Linked DNA regions of Homo sapiens: region 2 is linked to region 1. A link is an interaction called in ENCODE POLR2A ChIA-PET data of the cell type or tissue named here. Cell type or tissue: HepG2. All regions are shown on one strand.

Region 1 (5,000 bases):
AATTTTTGTGTTTTTTCTTCTGTAGTTGCTCTTGCATATGGAATCTATAAGCAGGATCTTCCTGCCTTAGAAGAGAAACCAAGAAATGTAGTTTTTGTAGACATGGGCCACTCTGCTTATCAAGTTTCTGTATGTGCATTTAATAGAGGAAAACTGAAAGTAAGTATATATTTTTTTTCCAGAAGACTGTTAGTAGTATGGTAATTATGAAATTTTGAGAGACAATGATTTTTTCTCATCTACAATATGGGAGAAACAATGCATACCTTACAGGGTTATTCAGAGGATTTTTTTTCTTTTCTTTCTTTTTTTTCTCTTTTTTTTTTTTGAGATAGAGTTTCGCTCTTGTTGCCCAGGCTGGAGTGCAATGGCGCGATCTTGGCTCACCGCAACCTCCACCTCCCAGGTTCAAGCGATTCTCCTGCCTCAGCCTCCCTAGTAGCTGGGATTACGGGCATGTGCCACCACGCCCGGCTAATTTTGTATTTTTAGTAGAGACGGGGTTTATCCATGTTGGTCAGGCTGGTCTCGAACTCCCGACCTGAGGTGATCCACCTGCCTCGGCCTCCCAAAGTGCTGGCATTACAGGCGTGAGCCACGGCGCCCAGCAGGAGGATTTTTTAACATGTAGTTCCTTGGTGAATTTTACACTGGGGATTGAGAGGGTGGTACAGGTGCTCTGTACTCTTGCTCATGAGGTTTTGAGTGTTCTGGAAAAGGGGTTTCTTTTGGATGCCAAAACAAACTGGACTAGGAATTATAGATTTCTAGAAAGCCTAAAGTTTAAGCAGTTTTGTACACACAGAAGTATAGAAGGCAAGGAGGGGCCAGAGGGTGATTGATCTCTGTCATAGTTGAGTTTGCTGGTTTATGCTAGTTCCACAGTAGGGTATAAAATTCTCTGTCTAGATGATTTTATCTAGAATTTGGTGAAGAACCAAGGATTTCTCAAGTGTTTGCTTTAATTATTTGAATTGTATATTAAAATTGTTGGTGCCAAGGTCTGAATTGACTGCCTTGTACCCATTGGAGATTGGTGGAGAGGGATTACCCCAAACTAAATATTTGGTAATTTTGGAGGCATTTTGAGACTTCATTTGTTATGGTCTTGTTTCTTTGAAAAATAGACGTTTCCACTTTATTTTCTGGTTTTATATTGTTTCTAGGTGGTTTTGTTTTTAAATAAAAAGAAAGCGAGTCTTTTAGATAATTGGGAAATGAGAGATTTGTGATTTTGCTTTTTGACAGCTATAAATGGTGGACCAAATGTAATTCTCAGTGTTTAAACTTTAATCACTAATAGAATTTCTAAGATCTATGCTATGCTTTCATCTTTTTAAACGGAAGACTCTGGTTATAATTTAGCCTGGCTTTGGATCAGAACGATGTGTATTAGTAGCCATCTGCTTCTGTTTTTCTAAATTGTCCTTCTGTGTTACCTGTCACCTGTCAGTTTTGCAATCCTTTTGATTACTTTTAAATTATAAAAATATTCATTACAAAAATCTCCCCAAATTGGAAAACATTTATGTGTAAAGACAAGTCTGGGCAACATGGTAAAACCCTGTCTCTACAAAAGTTAGCTGGGTGTGGCGGTGTGCTTGTAGTCCTAGCTACTCTGGAGGCTGAGGTGGGGGGATTGCTTGAGCCCGGAGTTTGAGAACAGCCTGGGCAACATGGCAAAACCCCGTCTCTACAAAGAAAATACAAAAATTAGCTGGATGTGGTGATGTGTGCCTGTAGTCCTAGCTACTTGGGATGCTGGGGTGGCGGGATTGCTTGAGCCTGGATGGTCGAGGCTACAGTGAGCTGAGATTGTGCCACTGCACTCCAGCCTGGGCAACAGAGTGAGACCCTGTCTCAAAAAAAAGAAAAAAAAATAAAGAAAAGTTACTTACAATCTTACCATTCTTAACAGCTTGATGTATTTCATTCTAATTTTCTAAGAAAACAGAATTGGAGTCACTATATTTAGCTCTGTGTCCTGTCTTTTTTTAAGTTAACATACTAAGAAAATTTCCCCCATGACGTGTAGCATTCTTTGAAGAGATTGTTTTTACTGGTTTTATTCCTTCATAAGGATGTCATCACTTATTTAGCCTAACTTCTATTACTGAATCTAATTAGATCTAGTTTGCTTCTAATCTGTTAGAGATTTGAAAACGGGTAACCCAGGCTAATTAGACTTCCAGGTTAAATAGAAACACATTGCGGTGAGCTAAGGCTTTAAGGAATCCTTTGGTAGTAAACTGCAGAGAGTTGAGCCTTTGGTATTACTCAGTTTTGTGATACTGAGTAGACTAGAAGTATGTACATGACATGTTAGTATATTTTACCTTGGACATGTAACTGCTATTGGTTGTCAGACTGGTGTAGTGGGGAGGGCATGGACTTTGGAATTAAGGAGATTTGGCTTTGAATTCCACTTCTACCACTTAGTAGCTTTGTGAACTGCAGTTTATCTCATCTGTCTAGGTCTGTAGCATTATCTGTAAATTGGGGATTATAGTGCCTATTTTTACAGTGTGGGGTAATAAGGATTAAATGATGTATACATTGCTTTGTTTTAACCTTAATGTAACCCTCCCTCTTTTTTTTTAGATAAACAACTTACCAGGTAAATATATATCATCTGTTTCAAAATCGATTGGTTAATTGTTAGATTAATTCTCATTTTTTCCTTAAGGTTCTGGCCACTGCATTTGACACGACATTGGGAGGTAGAAAATTTGATGAAGTGTTAGTAAATCACTTCTGTGAAGAATTTGGGAAGAAATACAAGCTAGACATTAAGTCCAAAATCCGTGCATTATTACGACTCTCTCAGGAGTGTGAGAAACTCAAGAAATTGATGAGTGCAAATGCTTCAGATCTCCCTTTGAGCATTGAATGTTTTATGAATGATGTTGATGTATCTGGAACTATGAATAGGTAAGTATATTACTATTTCGATGTTAAAGTGAAGAGTGAGTTTTCTCCACATATATTAACCTTTAATTGGCTAATTGTTAAAATAATCACGGAGGTTATATGATAATTTTGGTTCTATTTTAAAAATTAGAAGCCATTCAGGACCCTGCTTTTTATGTAAAGTTGGGTCTGGTTAATAATGTAGACTAATGTTTTTGTTCTGATAAATTGAATATTCCAACATGTTGATAGTTCTTTACATATGCATTTGTTATACACGAGATTTCAGTTTCCAAAAAATCAGGGCAAAGGGCTGTAATGCAGAATTAAATTGAATTTAATTTACCCAGTGACTAAGAAATTGTAATTTTTTTTTTGAGATGGAGGTTTTTGCTGTTTTGCCCAGGCTGGAGTAAAGTGGCACAATCTCAACTCACTGCAACCTCCACCCCCAGGTTCAAGCGATTCTCCTGCCTCAGCCTCCTGAGTAGCTGGGGTTATAGGTGCCTGCCACCACGCCCAGCTAATTTTTGTATTTTTAGTAGGGACGGTGTTTCGCCATGTTGGCCAGGCTGGTCTCAAACTCCTGACCTCAGGTGATCCACCCACCTCAGCCTCCCAAAGTATGAGGATTACAGGTGTGAGCCACCGTGCCTAGCCCGAAATTTTTCTTTTTGAAATATTCGGGTTCACTTGAGGGTGACAGCTCTTTTTGTATAGTGCTGCAAGAATTCTGGGTAATTGACATTTCGGGGTTATCCTCAGAAACTACCCAGAGTGTTATTGTTGCCTGGTTCAGTTGCTTGGATGATGGGAGTAAGATGTTCTTTTGGCTGTGAACTCTACTGGTAGAATTCAGGCAAGACTGATGGTGTATTTGGAGACATGGGCCTGAGCTATCCGTAAAAAAATTGAAATGGTGTTTATTGTTGCTTTGTATCCAAATTTTTAGTCACCTCTCCCCCTACTTGGAAGAGATGGCTTTCGTTTTTGTTAAGCAGCAGTCTTGTGTGTGTGTATGTGTGTTCCATGAAGTCTGGAGGTAAGCCAGTATGTTTAAGAAATTGTTAGTGAAATGTTACGTGTTTGTAAGAGCTAAGTAGATACTTATTAAGTAGTTTAAATTTTTTAAAAACTGAATTTGCCTGTGTGCTGTTGTTTGAAAATAGTTGTGGCCTGGTACGGTGGCTCACGCCTGTAATCCCAGCAGTTTGGGAGGCAGAGGCAGGCGGATCACGAGGTCAGGAGATTGAGACCATCCTGGCTAACATGGTGAAACCCCGTCTCTACTAAAAATACAAGAAATTAGCCGGGTATGGTGGCGGGTGCCTGTAGTCCCAGCTGCTGGGGAGGCTGAGGCAGGGGAATGGTGTGAACCTGGGAGGTGTAGCTTGCAGTGAGCTGAGATCGCACCACTGCACTCCAGCCTGGGCGACAGTGAGACTCCGTCTCAAAAGAAAAAAAAAAAATAGTTGTACTGTGATGGGGCATGGTGGCTCACTCCTGTAATCCCAGCACTTTGGGAGGCAGGTGCATCACTTGAGGTTAGGAGTTAGAGACCAGCCTAGCCAACGAGGTGAAACTCTTTCTCTACTAAAAATACAAAAACTAGCTGGGTGTGGTGGCAGGCGCCTGTAATCCCAGCTACTTGGGAGGCTGAGGCAGGAGAATCGCTTGAACTTGGGAGATGAAGGTTGCAGTGAGCTGAGATCGTGCCACTGTACTCTAGCTTGGGCAACAAAGTGAGACACTGTCTCCAAAAAAAAAAAAAAAAAAAAAAGTTGTACTGTATTTACATCATCAGAATACGTAGCTCTTATATGTTCTATATTATAGCCTTCATTTAGTGTGATTATTGTTGTTGTTATTTTTTTGAGACAGGATCTTACTCTGTCACCTAGGCTGGAGTGTAGTGGTGTGATCTTGGCTCACTGCACCCTCTGTTTCCTGGGCTCAAGTGATCCTCCTGCCTCAGTCTCCTGAGTAGCTGGGACTACAGGCACGTGCCACCACGCCTGGCTAATTTTTGTATTTTTTGTAGAGACTGGGTGTCACCATGTTGCCCAGGCTGGTCTTGAACTTCTGGACTC
Region 2 (5,000 bases), 150 kb before region 1:
AAAAAAAAGAAAAAGAAAAAGAGAAACCATGGATATAATCAAGAACATGGAAGAATTACAAAACTAAATACTGAGCAAAAGAAAGTAAATATATAAAAGAAGCACATGATGTACTGATTCCATTTACATGAAATTCTAGAAAAAGCAAAACTTATCTAGAGTGACATAAAATAGATCAGAAATTGCATAGGGACAGTGGTGGAGGCGAGGGAGACTACAAAGGAACATGAAGAAATTTGGGGGTGATGGAAATGTTCTAATTCCTAATTATGGTGGTGGTTATACAGGTGCACATATCTATCAAAACTCAAACTGCAGGCTGGGCGCGGTGGCTCACGCCTGTTAATCCCAGCACTTTGGGAGGCAAAGGCAAGTGGATAACCTGAGGTCAGGAGTTCGAGACCAGCCTGGTCAACATGGTGAAACCCTGTCTCCACTAAAAATACAAAAAATTAGCCAGGCGTGGTGGCGTGTGCCTGTAATCTCAGCTACTCAAGAAGATGAGGCAGGAAAATCGCTTGAACCCAGGAGGCGGAGGTTGCAGTGAGTCGAGATCGCACCAGGTGACACAGCAAGACTCCATCTCAAAACAAACTAACAAAAAACAAAACTCAAACTGCACATTAAATAACAGTGCATTGGCCAGGTGCGTTGGCTCACACCTGTAATCCTAGCACTTTGGGAGGCCAAGGCGGGTGGATCACCTGACGTCAGGAGTTCAGACCAGCCTGGCCAACATGGTGAAACCCTGTCTCTACTAAAAATACAAAAATCAGCTGGGCGTGGTGGCGGGCACCTGTAGTCCCAGCTACTCGGGAGGCTGAGACAGGAGAATCGCTTGAACCCAAGAGGCAGAGGTTGCAGTGAGCCAAGATCACACCATTGCACTCCAGCCTGGGTGACAAAGGGAGACTCCATCTCAGAAAAATAAATAAATAAATAAATAAATAAATAAATACCGGTGCATTTTGTATATGTAAACAAAGATATAAAAGGTAAGAGTGATATGGCACACATATAGACAGAAAATTTTTAAATCTACCTGACATCATTCACAAAGGTAAACATAAAAAATAAAACTAAAAACCACATTAAAATAAAAATAAGAGGGTATGTTTATGATCCTAGAGAAAGAAAAGTCTTCTTTAACAAGACATTAAAAGCAAAAACTATAAAGGAAGAGAAAGATATATTTTATTCATCAAAAATTAAAAACTTTAGACAATAAAAAGACAAGAATCTAACTGGTAGATAAATTTTCAGCATGTATAAGAAATTATTAGAATCCACAATTCAAACAAAACAACACAAAACAAAAAAGGAAGACCACCTAAAACTCAATAGGTAAAAAATGCAACCCAAAGGACAGTGAGAATAAGCAAATTTACCCACAAAGAAACCAAATGGATAACAAATATGTAAAGATGATGAACCTCACTAGCAATCAAGCAAATGGAATGCCATTTTTACTCAAAACACTGCTGTTTAATAATATCAAATGGTGGTGTGCATGTGTGAAACAACAGGTAATACAAGTGGGAATACTGGCTGGTACAAATCCTGTAATAGAACTATGGAAGGAATTTGTGAGTGTATGTATTAAATATATACTCTCAACACTCAGCAATTCTACTTTTTGCTTTCTACCCTAAAGAAAATCACATGCACACAGAAGGCACCAACAAAGATACCAACTGAAGAAACATTTATAGAAATGAAAACTTGCTATCAGCTTAAATACCAAAGAGAAATGGCTAAATAAACTAGGATATATTAACACTAAAGATGCAATAAAAAGAAACGAAATACCTCTACATGCAGTAACATGGACAGGTCCCCAAGACCTACTGCTGACTGATGAAAGATACAGAACAATATATTTGCGTAGAAATAAATAAGAAAATGCTTACATGTAATGATTATATATGTATTACATGAATATAAAAAAGACTTGCAAAGGTACTTAGGAAAGGAGCTCTGTTGGGATGAAGGGGACGGAATTGGGGAAAGGCTATTATTAGGGGGACTGGTAAAACTTTCACAAGGAGAATGTATTTCTGTATTATTTGTTTTAAGTGTAAATTAATACTGTTAAGTATAAGTTTAAAAAAAAGTCAATCTGCTGATTTTAAACAACCTTGGAACTGTTATCTGAGGAACCTCTTTCCACGGGACAAGTATGGTTGCTATGTCTTATGGAAACAGGTTCTTAAAACAACAGTTTGAGAAGCCCTTACCACCTCTGGCCTACAATACCATAATAGTCTGCAATAAATACCACTGTCTTTTTTTTTTTTTTTTAAGATAGAATTTTGCTCTGTTTCCCAGGCTGGCGTGCTGTGGTGCAATCACAGCTCACTGCAGCCTTGACCTCCCAGGCTCAAGTGATCCTCCCATCTCAGCCTCCCGAGTAACTGGGACCACGGGCCTGTGCCACTATGCCAAGCTTTTTTTTTTTTTTTTTTTTTTTTTTCCTTCCAATTTTTGGTAGAGACAGGGTCTTGCTATGTTGACCAGGCTGGTCGCAAACTCCTGGCCTCAAGAGAGTCTCTTGGCTCAGCCTTCCAAAGTGCTGGGATTACAGGAGTGAGCCACCGTGTCCGGCTGTATTAATGTCTTTTAAATCTCTCTCGCATATTGCCTTCAAAGCTTTCTTAATACCTCTTGATCCAAGATGCTCTCAGTTCCATTACCCTGCTAATTATCTTCATAACAGTTGTCACTATCTGAATTTATCTATTTATTCACTTATTTACTGTCTGTCTCCCACTAGAATAGGAATGGCAAGACAATTTTTAATCCATATGATTTTAGTCAAGCCATTTAGAGTTTTCTTACATTATGAAAGATACATTTTATTTACTTACCTTAGTTGGAAAAGGAAATTTGGAAGGTTCTGTTTTGCATGGTGTATGAATAGCCGTTAGAGGGGGAGGCCATGAATGCGTCATCTCCTGAAATGTAATTATTACAGTTTGTTTTCAACCAGGTCAAGGATAAAAATTATACAGCTAAAAACCAGATTTGTATTTATAAATACTGGTTTCATGACAGCTCCTCCAAAATTCTACATACTTAGTCAATAAATATTAAGCACAATTGTGTGCTAGGCACTATGGTGTAGGTAATAAGAAGATTAATAAATGCTCCCTGGCTTTGAGGAGTTTACAATTCAAATTATGAAACCTGTGAATAGTTACAGAAATCAGCCTGTAATCAAATACAAGGCACATAATAAAACGCTAATCAGGAAGAGCTTGCTAGGAGAGTGGGAGGAAGGGACAATGATAAGGAAAACAGCTAACATTTACTGTGTACCTTGAATGGGCCAGACACTGTGCTAAGTGTTTTACATGTTTATTACTCATTTAGTACTCACAATGACATTATGAGGTAGATACCATTATTATCCTACCTCTATTTAGGATGAAACTGAAGCACAAAAGTTATTTATTCAAGGCCATACACTTAGTAAATAATGAACATTATATTTCATCCTCAAAAGTCTGGCTATAGAGCCTATATATACTCGTAGAAAAATTTTGTCAGGGGAAGAAATCAGAAGAGAAATTTCAAAAGCACATGAGGAGGAAAACAGAAAAGCAAGACCCTAAGTTTGATTTCATTCAATGCCTTCTGCCTAATCTTAATGCCAAATATGTCTGGGTGAGGTCTGGTAAGATTACAATGTGTATGTTAGATAAGCCAAGGAGACAGAAGTATCAGAATAAGGAGAGAGTATATTATTTCTGGCATTTAGTTCAAAGTAAGCCATCAGGTAAATTAAGGAAATGCAACAAATTAACAGTGGTGTAACACCTAGGAATTTATCCCATAGCAATATCCACACAGTTTTGTAAAGATATACGTATAAGGGGCTCACACTTCAAAAACTGAAACAACCTAGGTAGTCAATGTGAAAGTTGTGAGAATCAAAATGGAGTCACTAATGTTTATATATTTAAAAAAAAACAAAAAAACAAACAAAAAAAAACCCAAAACACCCTGAGCTGGGAAAGACCATGAAGAAAGGCTTCTCATGCTTGTATGCCTGATAAACAAAAAAATCTACAAAAACCACAACCTTGCACAAAGGTCATCAAAACCTTAAACCAAAAAAATATTTCCACAAGGACATCTGTCCAGCTTGTCCGACCTCAGACTGGTGTCATCCTTACTAGTGATCTTTGTAGCCAAGGATAATTATTTCAAAAACAATTATGTAATCTTCCTCATTTTTTCCTTCAAAAACCTTTGTCTCTCTTTACCTCTTTGAATATGACCATAGACTACTATGGCACATGTATTTCCACTGCAATGCTCTATTCCCATCATCTTTTCTTTCAGAGAGCCTCTGTTATTTAGGTTGACACCAACACAGTACTGATTAAATAAATTACCAGACATCTATAAAATAGAACACCAGACATTAAAATGAGAAATTTAACTGTTGATATGTAATGATGTCCACAGTATTTTATTAAGTGACAAAGACAAATCAGTCTACGTCCTAGTTAATGTTTAGCTTTGGGCAACAGAATGACAGAAGGAAGAGACAAGGGCACTTGATATATTACTACTTGAACCTCTTAAAACAGCCACCTGCACATAATTGCTCTTTATTCCCTTAAAATGCTTTGATTTTTAATAGAATTTCACTTCCTGAAATAATATTATGTAATAGATTGCTTCCTACATCCAGCTCTAGAATATCAGCTCAAAGGCATAACATTATGACCACTGTATTCCCAGTGGTTGACACAAAGTAGGTGCTTAATGAGCATGCCTTGAATAAATCATTTTTTCAATAAATATACATTTAGAGTGAATTTTTTTTTAAGTTCATGATGGGGTTCCTAAAAATGATATGACTACAAATACAAAGAAAACATGAAGGGAACACACACCTGAAGTTCCTTGCATACTACAGACAGGAAAGGGAAAAGGAAACAAAAATTCATAAACTCAGGTTTTTAACATTGGCATTTTATATCTCAAAT

The links. Peaks named below come from ENCODE experiments on the same cell type or tissue, not always from the same donor. Only the 100,000 strongest peaks of a DNase experiment are listed, where the experiment ranks them.
Region 2: POLR2A ChIA-PET joins it to region 1 with 6 read pairs; 6 of 35 experiments call an interaction of 5 or more read pairs at or near these places.

The regions. Positions count from the first base shown.
Region 1 is chr5:133,073,968-133,078,967 of GRCh38, forward strand. It overlaps HSPA4 (heat shock protein family A (Hsp70) member 4), which reads left to right. Exons shown (of 19, transcript NM_002154.4): 6 at 26-159; 7 at 2,687-2,931. Among named protein-coding and RNA genes, the nearest start is that of HSPA4, 24 kb to the left of the region's middle. In HepG2, no CTCF peak of the experiment used is centred here; a DNase peak (open chromatin) is centred at 2,394.
Region 2 is chr5:132,924,254-132,929,253 of GRCh38, forward strand. AFF4 (ALF transcription elongation factor 4) reads right to left here. Exons shown (of 21, transcript NM_014423.4): 5 at 2,868-2,954. Among named protein-coding and RNA genes, the nearest start is that of AFF4, 37 kb to the right of the region's middle. In HepG2, no CTCF peak of the experiment used is centred here; no DNase peak of the experiment used is centred here.